Linked DNA regions of Homo sapiens: region 1 is linked to region 2. Evidence: chromatin contacts called from ENCODE Hi-C data. All regions are on one chromosome and are shown on one strand. Each heading gives the region's core, a stretch centred on a gene start or an enhancer-like site at or near the end of the contact. The rest is flanking DNA. Distances are from core to core; before and after follow the strand shown. Region 1 holds the start of LOC105373851 (a long non-coding RNA gene). Region 2 holds the start of KANSL1L (KAT8 regulatory NSL complex subunit 1 like).

The links. A loop is a pair of places that touch in the nucleus more often than their neighbours do. Pooled maps may share reads with other maps.
Region 1: a map with no recorded cell type shows a loop between it and region 2 (29-fold over the local background). The contact joins the enhancer-like site here to the promoter of KANSL1L in region 2. A Hi-C loop is called at or near these places in 3 of 37 single-sample maps with no recorded cell type and 8 of 50 pooled maps.

The regions. Positions count from the first base shown.
Region 1 is chr2:207,333,813-207,340,433 of GRCh38, reverse strand. It overlaps LOC105373851 (a long non-coding RNA gene), which reads right to left and starts at 6,074. Exons shown (of 4, transcript XR_923809.3): 1 at 5,752-6,074; 2 at 184-216. RefSeq lists enhancers at 5,452-5,861, 6,122-6,171. Within about 2 kb of position 2,598, at least 4 of the 41 ENCODE cell types and tissues checked have a DNase peak (open chromatin) inside an H3K27ac peak, as active enhancers do.
Region 2 is chr2:210,166,133-210,173,497 of GRCh38, reverse strand. KANSL1L (KAT8 regulatory NSL complex subunit 1 like) reads left to right here and starts at 2,089. Exons shown (of 15, transcript NM_152519.4): 1 at 2,089-2,349. RefSeq lists enhancers at 1,160-1,793, 1,794-2,429, 2,823-3,002, 2,430-3,064 and silencers at 1,873-2,202, 2,323-2,632.

The DNA.
Region 1 (6,621 bases), core at 1,349-3,848, 2.8 Mb after region 2:
TTTCCTGCCAGTGTGTCCCTGCTATCTTCTACCATCCCCTCTCACCAGGGTGACCACATGTCCTGGTTTGCTGGGGACAGTCACTGCTTATGGCTTTTGTCCACTGTTATTATGAATAGCACCTTCTTTCACTCTCAAAGGTGTCCCAGTTTGGATAACAAATTATAGGGTTCCTCTACTCACCCCGCTCCTCCAGCTCTCTTTCCTCAAGTCAGCCTAGAAAAGAAAGACTGCTTTAGAACCCATATCTTCTTTATGAACTAAGCTTAAATAAGCTTAGAAAGATCTGTACTAATACTACATAATTTTTTAATTCCATGTATAAAAAATTATGAAAACTGGTAGAACTAATCTATATTGTTAGAAGTCAGGAAAGGAGTTTTCTTTAGAGGAAAAATGCCTGGAATGGGGCACATGGGGCTGGTTCTGGGACGCTGTAGGGGTTCTGTTTCTTCATCTGAGTGTTGGTTTCACAGGTGTGTTTATTTTATGAAACTTCATCACACGTAACATTTATGCCCTTTTCTATATGTAATACTTTCATAGTTTTTTTAAAAGAGGGCTAAATTATAATCAGTACAGAACTGCAAAAGTCAATGTTTATTCTTATTAATGAGTATAACTGTTCTGATTGACAAATTCATGTCAACACCAGCAAAGTGCTGCAACACACAGAACACCCGAGAAATCTAGTGTTCGTCTTCTTGGAGACATATATTATTATTGTTTTATTAAAAATGTTATTTTTTATTAAGAAAATGTATGTTGTCAGTTAAAAAATGTAGTACAGTCTTGTTTATTATATAATTCTTCCAACAATTCTGTGAACTAGGTGAGTGTTTTCTCATATTACAGATGAGAAAGCTGTCACAGAGGTGTTGGAAATGGGCTGAGTTTATATGGACTGAACTTACCCAGAGTAGGCTGTAGAATTGCCAGGGTGTTCAGCTGTCTCAATGACAGAATCAGATTAAATGTGTGGCTGATCTTATTGATTGGGCAGAAATCAACTAAGAGAGCTTAAAACAAAACAAAATTAAACTATGACTAGAAAATAAACAGTCAATTTTGTGGCTTTAAATAGAAAAGACCAGAATGTCAATAGCTGAATTGAGATTAGGACCAACAGTTTCTGAGTTTCCAGAAAGCATTACCAAAGTCTAGGCACCATGAGAGACTCAGTCCCAAATTGAGAGAATTTGCCAGGGGTTTGACATGAACCCTGCCTTGTTTGAGCCCAGTTCTCCAAGCCCAGAGCAGGGGTTCTCCAGGATGGAATCCTCTTAGAGACTCCTCAGTGACTGTACCCATCTCCTTTCCATTCTACCCCTCTCTGTATGACCAAGAGAGAATTGTTTTCCCTTTTAGGCATAGCTAACATGGGCAAATGAAACAAATTAGTTTTCATTACTGCAGATAATAAATAAATCTTGTGGTGAAATAAATAATATAATATGTAATAATGGACTGAAAAAATACAGCTCAAAACAGACAAAGCTGGGTAAAAACAGAAACCATCAAAAGTAGAGAAAGCCAGAGAACTATCCAGTCAAGCAATAAAGCAACAACATCTGAGAGGCCTCATGTACTGTCCTGAAGTGACTTTTAGCTACTCACGCTGTGTTAACTGTTGATGAAATGTCATTGAGCTTAAAATAAAATAAGTTTGTAGTCCTAGATAACACTCTGCAAGAGCAAATAATATTAGGCCACTATACACCGATATAAATAAATAACTCATAGCAATGTACCAATATGTCAAGATTTTTCACAGGAGGGAGTATGAAAACTAGCTGGATGGTGTCAGGCTCGTTTAAAAGCTCATTTGCTCCCCTTAGTCACTGTCCTTTCACCTTTACATGGCATCTCTCCTGGTCTCTTGTCGACGTGGTTGTCAAAGCACCAGCTCAATAGTGCTGGTCTGTCAGCAGAGATGTGTTAAATGTAAAGATGGCAGAGTTCCCCACAGAAAGCTACATGCAGACTCTGGAGCCAGCTGAAGTCATGGGGCGTCAGGTGACAATGAGACTATGTCATCAAATGACATGTATCCCTGAGGTGCCCAATGAACTTTACACAGAGTTTTTTTTTTTTTTCCTATTGTATTATTCTGACATCTTGCTAAAAAAAAAGAAAAGAAAGAGGACAGACATTTCTATTCCACAGAAAGGAAAGCTTGGACTCAAAGAAGTTGCCTGAATTGCTCTAGATGACTTTATTTTTTGGGATTTCCTGGTTTCCATAAACAGCCACCCATCTGCCTACCCTCCTTCTCCCACTCACTTCTGACCACAACTGCACCCTGCTGTGTGTTAGGAGGAGCGGATTTGATGTCTCGGAGGCGAGGGGTGTGTCTGAGGTGAATGGGCATGTCTATACCTCCCTACTTTGTTAAATGATTGCAACAGAGATCACCCACGTACTCCCAGCCTGGTTCAGTGCAACACATGTCTAGTTCATTAGATGCAGCCTGTTCAGGCCTCTTCTACCTGCTGAGACTTCACACCCATAAAATCCAGTTAAACCTCTGAGTCACAGGAGGCTGCCCTATCAGAAGACTACACACTTTCCAGCTTCCCAGCTTGGGAGTCACAAGACCTGAGTTCAGATTTCAGCTCTGCCACTTACTGAGGCAAATACTTGTATCCATCTTAATGTCAGGTGGTCATGTTGAGTAACCTCTGATTTCTTATCTAAAGGGGTTTTTTTTTTAGGATAATTGAATGGAAAAACTATCTTAAATTGCTTAGTACAGGAGTCATCAATGTATAGTCTGCCTGCTGCCTGTTATGGAAATAAAGTTTTATTGGAACACAGCTGTGCCCATTCAGCTAAGGCTAGCATTTATGTTTATTGTTGACAGCTGCTTTTTTGCTACAATGTCAGAGATGAGTGGTTTTCCCACATAGTGGGTCTGCACTATGTATGAGTTGCTTACTCCTTTTCTTCTTTCTGTTTGTCCTTACTCTTAACTGTATGCTCCTAATTAGTTGCTCTCTAATTATCCAACCCCTCCCCAGAAACAGACTGACTATACTTTCTTTTAACAGTAATTTGCTGGAGAGTTTCAATTTCACTTTGGGCACTGCTACGTCTTAGTGACAATAAGTAATTCATCTGGGGTGGATGGGGGTGATAGGGTGGGGGTGGGGGTGGGAGGAGGTGAATAGGAAGCATTGTAGCTTCGTACTTTGTGAGTGGACTCAGTGAGGGACAACCACAGACACAGACCCTAGTTCAGTGTCATATCTCTATGTTTCATCAAACAACTACAGGATTTTGTTTGTTTATTGTTAGCAGGAGTACATGGTGTAAGGGCAGGTCGAAACATTTTTTCCCCTAATTTCAGTATGGTTAAAAAAAGTATATTCTCCAATGTATTGTGAGATTGATGTAGTGAAAAGATGCCTGGTAAGAGAAGTCAGAAAATCTAGGTTCAAGTCTGGGTTTATCTTAGTTTTATTATGTTGGTCAAGCCACTTCTGAGTGTCAGTTTCTTCAGAACTAAGACTGAGGGTAATAATACGACTTGATTCCTAGCATGATTCTGAAGCATAAAAGATAATGCAAGTGGAAAACTTTGTGAACTATGAGGCCATCTATAAAATGTGACACATATGTATATAACAGGGTCTGTTTCAGGGGATTTCATTATTTTCTTTTTCTTTATATTTTTATATTTACATCAAACACAGTTTCAGTTTTTACAATAGGTTCTGATATCTGACGAGGCTGATCCCTAAGAACATTTGCATTTTGCTAGTTTTCCTGTTTATAGTTTTGAATGTTTTTAATAAGATAAGCACTAAGCTTAGCAATTCGTCAGTGTTCATTCTAATGACCTTCAAGAAACGTCCCGTTGGATCTTTAGACAGAATTATTTCAGTAAGTTTGAGGAGCCTTGGCATCTTTATGTTGAATTTTTCCATCTAATAAAAATATAACTCTTCCTCTTAATTATTAAAAATATATCCCCCAATCAAGGTTTTAAAACTTTTAATACATTTCTTATTGAGTTTATAAATATTTTATATTTGTCGCTATTTGAATAGCTTTTCTTTTGCTTTATATTATCTATCTGTTTACTGCCAGTATATAGAAATACTGTTGCTTTTTAGGTATTTATCTTATTCCAAGCCACTTTATGACTCTTTTTTAAAATAAAGAAAGCTTTTAGTTAATTCTTTTGACTTTTTCAGATTTATACTTGTGTGATTTTCATGTACTTTAGTACCTTAGTTCACAAAAATTTATTCCTTTTGTGTTTATAACCTACTGCATTAACCAGAGAATCTAAAGTGATAATGATGCTAGCTGATAGTCCCAGCTACTCGGGAGGCTGAGGCACGAGAATCGCTTGAGCCTGGAAGACAGAGGTTGCAGTGAGCCGAGATTGTGCCACTGCACTCCAGCCAGGGCGACACAGCGAGACTCTGTCTCAAAAAAACCCCAAAAAACAAACAAACAAAAACCAGAAACAGTGATAATCATACTAAAGGACATTCTTTGTGTTTGTTTCTGATTTTCAATGTTTGCCAATTAATTATAATCTTTATTTACTTTAAGCCAAGAGCATCTTTATCACATTGAAGGAGCATCCTTCTATTCCTATTGAAATGTTTACTCTGTAATTAGGAAAAGGTGTTGATTTTATCAGATGTGGTATCTATGAAATTATCACATTGGCTAATTATTGTTGTATCAGTGAATACTCAGTGGATTATTTTCTCCTTGGAAATCAATCTCTGTGGTCAGCTGACTGGCTCTGCTAACAGTGACAGATGTGTAAACGGTGCCTTTACGAGTTCAAACATTTCAGGACCAAACTTTTTGCACAAGAAGGTGGTCCAATGCCAGAAGCAAGGGTTGCAGGAGTAGGAATCCCCCCGAGTTTCTCTCCTTGGACACATTTTCCAAAGTTGGCCGCTTTGAACAATCCTTTAAGGTAAGGACAATGGACATGGCAGTTGTTAACACTATGAAGAAAAGACAGTAGAGGAAGGAGCATGGAATATGGGAACAAAAATCAGCTGGCTGCTCAAGAAATGTGAAATTAGAAAGTAGAGAAAGGTGGTGTCTTTGTATATGCTCCTCCCCTCCCCTCAGCCAGGCCTAACAACACCCCAGCCGCACCCCTCCAACCAAGACTCCGCCTTGGACCCTGCTCATGCCTTTGGGCTTAAGACTGGGAGTGGAATTTCAATGCCATGGAACTCGCATTTTAAAATGCCACGCTCAAAAATATCGCCTGAAATGTAGGCAAATGAACTGCTAACATCAGTGTCTATACCGGGCTCTTGCTGGCACTCTGGCCGCGTGTATGACCTTTCAACACGATATTTTAAAAAATGAGCAGCGCTTTCCTCTTCCCCTGGCAGCTCAGAATAGCCCTGTTTCCTTTCCTATAAACAAGTCATATCTCTGGGAATTTCTAAAGCTGAATATTGTCTGCTAAGAAGACATGACTCACGCCATTTCCTGGCAGTTCTCACAAATTCAAGAACACCTCTTGAGGAAAGAATCCCAGACAAGAGTGGCCACAGAGAGCCTCGGATGCCTTCATTTCAAACACAGGAAGCTGAGAGACAAAGGAAAACACTAGGAATCGTCCCTGGCCTCGGCATTCCCCTCTTCTGGACTGAGTTCCTATTGTGGCTGTCAGAGCAGCCAGGGGACGCCCACTGGGAAACTCGTCTGGGCCGGTCTTCAGGCCTTTAGTCACTCACCCACCCCCTCCGTTTGGAAACTCACCTAGCTCAGCTTCCTCCTAATTCTCGGGGTAGAGGTTCTCTGAGGCGGGATTCCCCAAGGAAATTACCAGGAGTTCACGCACACTGGAGCCGTGGGGCTTCCTAGCTGCTTTTAGCAAAAACTCTGTGGCCAAAAAAAATCTCCTTTCTGCATTCTTTTCCCGGCACGTCCTCTCCTCCTCCACCCACTGGCCCTGTCTCTCTAAGTCCCCTCTTCAGTGCCACGTCATTTTCCTCGTATTTGCTAAATAGTCTAGAAACAAAAGAAAAAGTGTTTTACTTGGCTTCTCCCAGCTCAGCCATATAAAAACCTCTGTGTGTATGTGTGTCCCTCTGTGTGTTTATGTGATGCGTATGTCTCTATGTGCTTGGGTGTCGAGCATATGGGAACAATAATGCAAGGGGGTTGCTTGAAGAGATTGGATGAGAAAAGTTGGAAAAATTCTGGGTAATCAGGATGTTGCTGCAGTTATACCTACTTCTTGCTTTCAGTTGTACCTACTTTTTGCGTTCTCATTAATGAAACGTCAAAGGATTGATTTGCATAGGGCTCTGCAAATGCACTGCGGTGGGAAGGTTTAATTCCTGTTGATCCATAGCATGCCCTGATATTGGTCTCATTAGAACCAGAACCCTGGAAGCTGGAAGTATCCATAAGGGCATGATCCAGAGACAATAGTGACTAACATGTATAAAGCATGATGTATGTGTCAGGCATGATGGTATGTACTTCATATGCATTTTCTCATGTGTCACTAGTAAGGAAGCAGGACTGGAGAAGTTAAGTCAATTGTACAAGATTTTTAAAAAGTCATGGCAAAGCTGGAATTTAGACCCGTATCTATTTGGAAACCACAATCTGGTTCTTAGT
Region 2 (7,365 bases), core at 840-3,339:
AAAAAAAAAAAAAAAATTAGCCGGTCTTGGTGGCGGGCGCCTGTAGTCCCAGCTACTCGGGAGGCTGAGGCAGGAGAATGGCATGAACCCGGGAGGCGGAGCTTGCAGTGAGGCGAGATCGCACCACTGCACTCCAGCCTGGGAGACAGTGTGAGACTCCGTCTCAAAAAAAAAAAAAAAATTAATCTAGAGTATTGGAAACAGCCTACCTCCCACGGCTATGTGATGAACAAATTACATAATATATGTAGAAATGCTGTATGAATCACTATTTGTGTAGTTACAAAGCTTAATCCCTTTGTCATCCTCTATAAACTCCATGAGGACAGGGAATTTGTTTACTAATATATCTTCATTAGCCATCACAAAACATGTGTTCAATAAACATTTGGCAAATATATAAATATTTTGTTTGGTAGCAAAAAATTATTTCACAGGAGAAAACTACCATTAAATGATTTGATGTCTCTACAGTTCCTTCAGGTTAAAATCTGAATTCCTGTCATTCAAGATTTACTCAATCTAGTTGACAATGTACTTTTCTGCCCCCCAAATATTCACACAACATCTCCTCAAACCACCCAAGGACACTATCTCCTGAACTATTGATGCCTTCCTCCTCTCTCTTAAGTCTTTTAAACGTCCAACTCAAATCCAGAATCTTCCTTTGATCTATCTTAACACATGCTTATTAGATGTCTCAAACTGCTAATTAAAAAAACAAAACTTTAAAAAATACTTTATTCATTTTTGCATTTCTGTCCCCAGGGACTAGGACAGTCCTTTGAATATGGTAAATATCCAATAAATACTTACTGATTTAATTATTTTTCACAACACATCATTAGCTTACAATTTTTATTACAATGAAAGTAAATCAATTTCCTAAAATTCTTCCCTTGCCCCATATCGAGGTGCAATTATTCAGTAATTAAAAAAATATAGCTCCAATAAATGCAGCTGGTCATAAAAATTATTTCAGTAATATCACAATCTACTAGAAGAACCAGGAACGAGTAGCTAATTTTCCAATTCCAGTTATCTATGTTACGGATTACGCTTTGTTATGACTGCAATTCCTTGGATTTCTCCCCTCTTCCGCCCCCGGGATCTTATCCAATTGATAAGGTTAAAATAATGGCTATTATCCTTCTGGCTTAAAAAGCCTAGTGCTCTTCGTTCCTTAAATCATTTCATGTGTAAATTCGGTGCTTAGGAAAGACTGTGATACAACATCTAAGAAGCTACATTTAGAGTTCAGTTTTAAAAAAATCGAGTTCTTGGCTGGGGAAGTGCCCAGGTGCAGGTTTGTTTTGTGGTGAGCGGTTCGCGGGGCCAGGTGCAAGACGCTCAGAAGTGTTTTTGGGTGTCGCTGGCCAACTATCTCCACATAAACTCCGTTTGTTTATTTGACAGCGTTACTGCAGAGGGGAGTTAGGTCCAGCGCCACTCAAACCAGATTTGTAGAGACTTAAAACTGCTTTGTCTGTTTTTTTTTTTTTAATCATAAAACCACCCAGTTGGATCCAAGGCAAATTTGTCACCTACTTCAGGGCCCCTCTGAGGGTCAGAAAGAATTATGAGCGCATTTGAACGCACGGCCCAAATAAAAGCAAACGCACGGAGACTTGCGGACTTGACAATTGTGAGAAATCTCTTAAAACTCGCCTGTGGAGCGGCGGGCGAAAGCCGCGGACGCCAGCAGTAGTCGAGGCCCCGGCGCGGACGGCAGGGAATGAAGTCGCCTGACTTTTCCTCAGGGTTTTGTTTTTCTGTCACGGAGGTACAAAAATAGCAAAGCAGGGGTGGGAAGTCTCCTGGCCGTGTTTTTTTTTTTCCCCCTCGCCAGGGATGGCACTGGGAAAGAGAAGGGAGGAAGCAGGAGCTGCACGGAACCCGTCCCGAGGGAGCCGAGGTAAACCCTGCACCAGAGTTAAGGGAGTCGTGCTCCTGCCACTTCCAGAACACTCCGAGCCGCTTCTGCAGGCCCCGCCCCCTGCCGGGGTTTCCCCGCCACCCGCTTCATTTGCATGGCGCTGCCCCTCCCCCGTTGCCATTGGCTAGCGCCGGGCCCCGCCCACTGCTCCCAGACCGCGGCAGGGTTCCGTCCCCCCGAGCCGCACGGAGCTGCGGGCAGCGGGCGGACTGTTAAACCGCGGCGGCGGCGGCGGCGGCGGCGGCGGCGGCGGCGGCGGCGGCGGCCGGGGCGGGAGCGGGGCGCGCTCTGGAGACGAGTCAGCGGCGCCCCGGGTGGGGGAGGCGGGCGGGCAGCTAGAGATCACCTCAGCAGCCCCCACCACGGCCGGACCGAAGGTGCGGCGGCGGAGGGGAGCCAGGGCGCCCCAGCAGGCGAGTGGCCGGCGTCTCAGCGGCGGGATGACGGGGGTGGGTCTTCCCTCTTGGGGACGGCGGCAGCGCGGGGAGGGGAGAAGACTGCCGGGTGGACTTGCGGGTCAGGCGACCGACCGGCAGCCCCTTCGCCCCCCGAATCCTCTGGGCTGCTGGACTCTGGTCTCGGCACGGGATCGCGCTCTAGGGCGGGGGTCTGACCGCAGCCAAATTTAAACGGCTAAACCTAACAGCCTTGGCAGCTGGGGAGGGAAGGGGTCTAGGGAGGGGTGGGGGCGGACCTGGACGCCGGTCACGTGGGGGGTGGGGCTTGGCAGACCTCCCTTTTGTTTTGGCTGGCGCGTGCGCAGAAGGCAGAACACGTGGTTTCCTGGACCCGCCTCTTGCCTCATCGGCTGAGCCTCACCCATTGGGGGTGTGGTGACGGCTCTTTTGAGGCGGCTCTGAGGCGGAGCCCACTGGATTTGATGAGACCCCTATTTTATTTATTTCACACTTTCTTTCAGGAAAACGTAGATTTGGGCTTTAGAGTTAGATGGGATAGAGCAGAATCTAGGGGATTTTTGAGGGACGGTGCTTCCAAGTTTGTGTCACCGGTGTGCTGAGGAAGGGACCGGTCTTGCTGGAAAAAGTCAGATTGCGTGGTGTTTGGTAGCAAGAAATACCAGGCGGTATCCTGGCCGTTTCAGAAACCACAGGAAAGGAAAGAGGCTGGCTTTGCAGTCGGGAGGGCAGGCACTGGATGGACGTTCTTGTAATGTTTTCTTACTCTGGGAGAGTCCGTTTTTGTTTGTTTTTTTGTTTGAACTGTGGTAAGCACATTCCGTTTTTGATTCCCCAAACTTCAGGACATTCATGTTCTGGCGAGGTTTAGGAGACAAACTTCCTTCGTCTTTAGCCAGTTTGCTTAACTTCATCTGAGTTTGGGTCAGTAATAATTTTAAATATTGCTGGATGGGGCAGGTTTGTTAGCCACAAAACCTAAGTGAAGTGAGCACTGCAGACAAAACTGGCAATTTCTGACTAGGAAAAAATGACTCTAAAAATAATTCAGTATTGAGAAAGAGGCTTAACAGTGAGTGGTCTCTGCCTTTCCCGTTCTTAATAACTAGCCATTTCTTTGGGTTAGTCACCTCTCTGATGTCAAACTTGTTTCGTTTTTGTAAAGTTTCATAATATGGTCTCTGTCTTAAGAGATTGTAAGAAAGAAGAAATGCCTTGTATTAGGAAAAGTGATTCCTAATCTCTACCAATTGCCAAGTAGTGTTATTTTTATAACAAAAGTGAATTTTTTAAAAGCCCACATGTTGGGGAAATATAAACAATGAATTAATCATGAAATAGAATATATTTGAGTATCTTTAAAATCTGTTGTAACCATTATCTTTGGTTCTCCCTCAGTTTCCACCTACTTAGATCAGTGTCAGCGTCTGCAACCATTTCCTCATGGTTTTAATCTACATAGATTATTCTCTCCCGCAAACTGTCTGGAGTAATTTTTTATGTGAAACTTCTTAATCCAGGCCAATTCTCTCACATTGACTTTTAACATTTACATTTTAATTTTGTTTCATGATGCGCCTTTGCAAATAACAATCGATTATTTTGTTAAATCTTATTATTATAAAGTAATTGGAAAATAGATGAGTGCAAATAAGAAAACTATAAATATTTTGTACTTTAAATATTTCTGTCTGCATATATGTGTATTTTTCCTAAAACTGAGACCACATGGTATTTTCATTTAACTCAGACATTCGCATATCATTATTCTTTGAAAAATATTTTTAATAGCTGCTTAACATTTCGCCATGTAACTATCATATTTTAAATTTTTTCTGTTGGCACGTATGTGGGATGTTTCTGGTTTTGCTAGTGTATATTTCACTACAGACAATATCCTTTTACATAAACCTTTGAAATTTCCCCCCCTTAGATTTGTAGAAGAGGAATTACTGGGCCAAAGAGTCTGTTTTTGTTGTTTGTTTGTGTGTGTGTTTTTTAAGGCTCTTATGTCATCACCAAATTACAGAATGTTGTATTGATTTACAGTGATCTAGTGGTATGTGTGTGCCTCCCATTATGTCTTTGTTTATCACCTAGTATTAGGCTTTAAAACTAAAAACCTTGCTTTAATTTGCATTTTAAATTTTTTCACTCTAATCTGTGATGTATCTTTTATTTTTTAACTTATTGTAAAGTGCTTGAGAGAAAGAAATATATTTCATGTTTGACATGCTGCAGATCACTTAGTGGGTGCTCAATAAATACTTGCCAGTGGGCTAATATTTATCTTTTTTATCTATGGAAGATCAGGAAATTGTCTTTTGCTTTTTGTTTTACTCAGTTTACTAGTACATTGTTAGTAATATACTATTATTGTTGGATTCATAACTTTTACTACTTTTTCATTCAGGTGAGGCCTCAGTGATCTGATCACAGTTGTCTACCAGAAGGTCAATTAACTTCTCATAGCCCAACTGCTGCATTATCCAAGAACTTCATCCAATTTTGATGCCATTTATCATGATACCTTAGATTATTTCATTTCCTTTACTCATTCATCTGTCTTCTATGAAATTAACGTAAAGGTTTCACTGATCAATGTAGTTTCACTTGTAGCTTTTACTGTGTTTGACAAAAAATGATGCCTGCTATCTGAAGTTCCTTTATTATTGAGATGGTTCTTGGTAGCTCACTTCTTATTGCCTATAGGATCCTTTATGCCCTTTAATCTACCACATAAATCTTATAAATAATATGTAATCCTTGTTTTCATGATGTTTTTCATGTATTCAGATAATCTCTCCATACCCTTATTTTGTCTATATAGTATTAGATGGTAGTTGAAGGAGGCAGAGAGCTGCTTTCTTCAGGTATAGAATTATGCTTAGGGTTGTTTACTGATTGGGTTCATCAAGATACAAACAGAAAGGAATGGGGCTGCTTGCAGCAGGAGTGACATTTATTGGACAATTAGCAACTAATTTACTAATTTTAAAGCATATCTCTCATATCGCTATCCTTAAAGCTGATACTGCATTATAGTACTTTAATGGAATAATTTACATCATGATGACCCTGAATCATAAATACAATCTTACATTACTTTTAGTATGTTCCATTTAGAAAGGCAAGGAAGATATATAATTTCCAAGAGATTTCTACCTTTCTTTTTCTTTTAAATGTTGTTTTATGGGGACTTTTCACTGAATTGTACTCCTTATTCCCTAATCATGTGGGATAAACACCCAGCAAATGTTAATAAAAACGGTACTATTAAACTTGCCAGTAGATAGTCTATAATAAAAATCCAAAGACTATTCATAATGGAAATTTTAAATACTTGATGTTATTTTTAGGTTCTTAGAAACATTTCTGTATGGACGTGAAAATTCATTAATAATATTGAGACTTTGTTAATATTCTAAAAATATTTATGAACTTTTTGTTTATTTTATATAATATTGAGGCTTTGTTTCCAGTCCAAGACAATTCTCAAGTGTGTTGTTTTTATTTAAACAAATTTTTATTCAGCAGTAGGTCATTAATCAGTGTTTATTCATGTGAAGTTAAATTGAAGCTAAAGTATATAGACTGAGCAAATGTGATAGTGTACTTCTACATGTAGATTTTTGGATCCAAATCGATATACACAGAAAAAAATGACTATGAGTCATGCACTTACAAGTGAAAAGTAATAATTCTGCTTGAAGTATGATCTGTTTGATGTGTTATGTAGCCACCCAAGTGGCTTTATCTTTAATTAAATTCCTTTAGTCTTCAAAGAGAATTCCTTTTTAGGCATAGTTTTCAAAGTGGAAGAAGTTCTTGCTTATAAAACATCATTGAATATAAAGTACTGAGCTGACTGAATCCTAGTTATGCCAGTTATTGCAGTGTTTACTGCAGTAAATTGAGAATTCCTGTAAAGTGGCATGAAGAAATCTTGAAAACAACACTGTATTTTGTATTCCTACTTTCCATTAATTCCTGTATTTTTGAGGAATAAAACTGTACCAGTGTGAGCTCATTCTTTTTTTGTTTGTTTAATTGGACTTTTCCCTGCTACAATTCAGTAACTTTGAATCCTCATATATTTTTTATTTATTTATTTTTAAATTTTTGTAGAGACAGTGTCTCTCTGTCACCCAGGCTGAAATGCAGTGGCACGACTGTACTCCTCTAGTCTCCTTATAGTCTAGAGATAATGTTTAAAAACTTCTCATATTTTGCTAAAAGAATTTGTCTTTTTTCTACTCTTTCTTTCTGTAATTGGCCTAGGTTAGCTATATGAAACATTTAGGTCACAAGTGTGGAAATAATTTATTATTTGACCCTACTTCAGGGTTCTCCCCTCTCTCAAAATACTGTTGGTAGTCTTTTCACTTTATTTAAGCATCAAGTATAAATCTGCTGTCTTTCTGATAATGTTTTCCTAGTTTGTTTCTTTGCTCTGCATTTAAGAGAGCTGGGATTATCCAGATTCCAGTTAAAAGAATAAATTTAATGTTCAGGGGCAGATTTGGATAGGATATTTTCCATGGCATATATGGAATATATGTATGCATTCTAGAATATAAATCAGAATCTGGAGCAGTATTTTAGGGGATAGGAATTCAGATTTGGCCTTTAATCTTTAATGCACATTCTCAGGAGGAAGAGTGGTTCTTATATAGATTATCAGTTTCAACTCTGAGCGTTGAGATTAGATTAGCAAATTTTTTATTTTTCTTTAGAAAGTTTGTCAAAAATTTTTTGAAATATGTGACCTATGTATTAATTTGTAAAGGTCTGATTATTAACTGTCTGGACCAACTCAGTAACTATTGACTTGGTAATTATCTCACTGTGTACATGCACCTTTTGAGGATGATGGCTTTTACTGTATTTCATGATGTCCAAGGGATCAGATTGCATTTAATTAATGCTAAATTCATAAATATGTATGGTTTAGAAATCTTAAAAAATATAGATTAAACTCCTAATGGAAAGTCTGGAGACAACAGGGCAAGA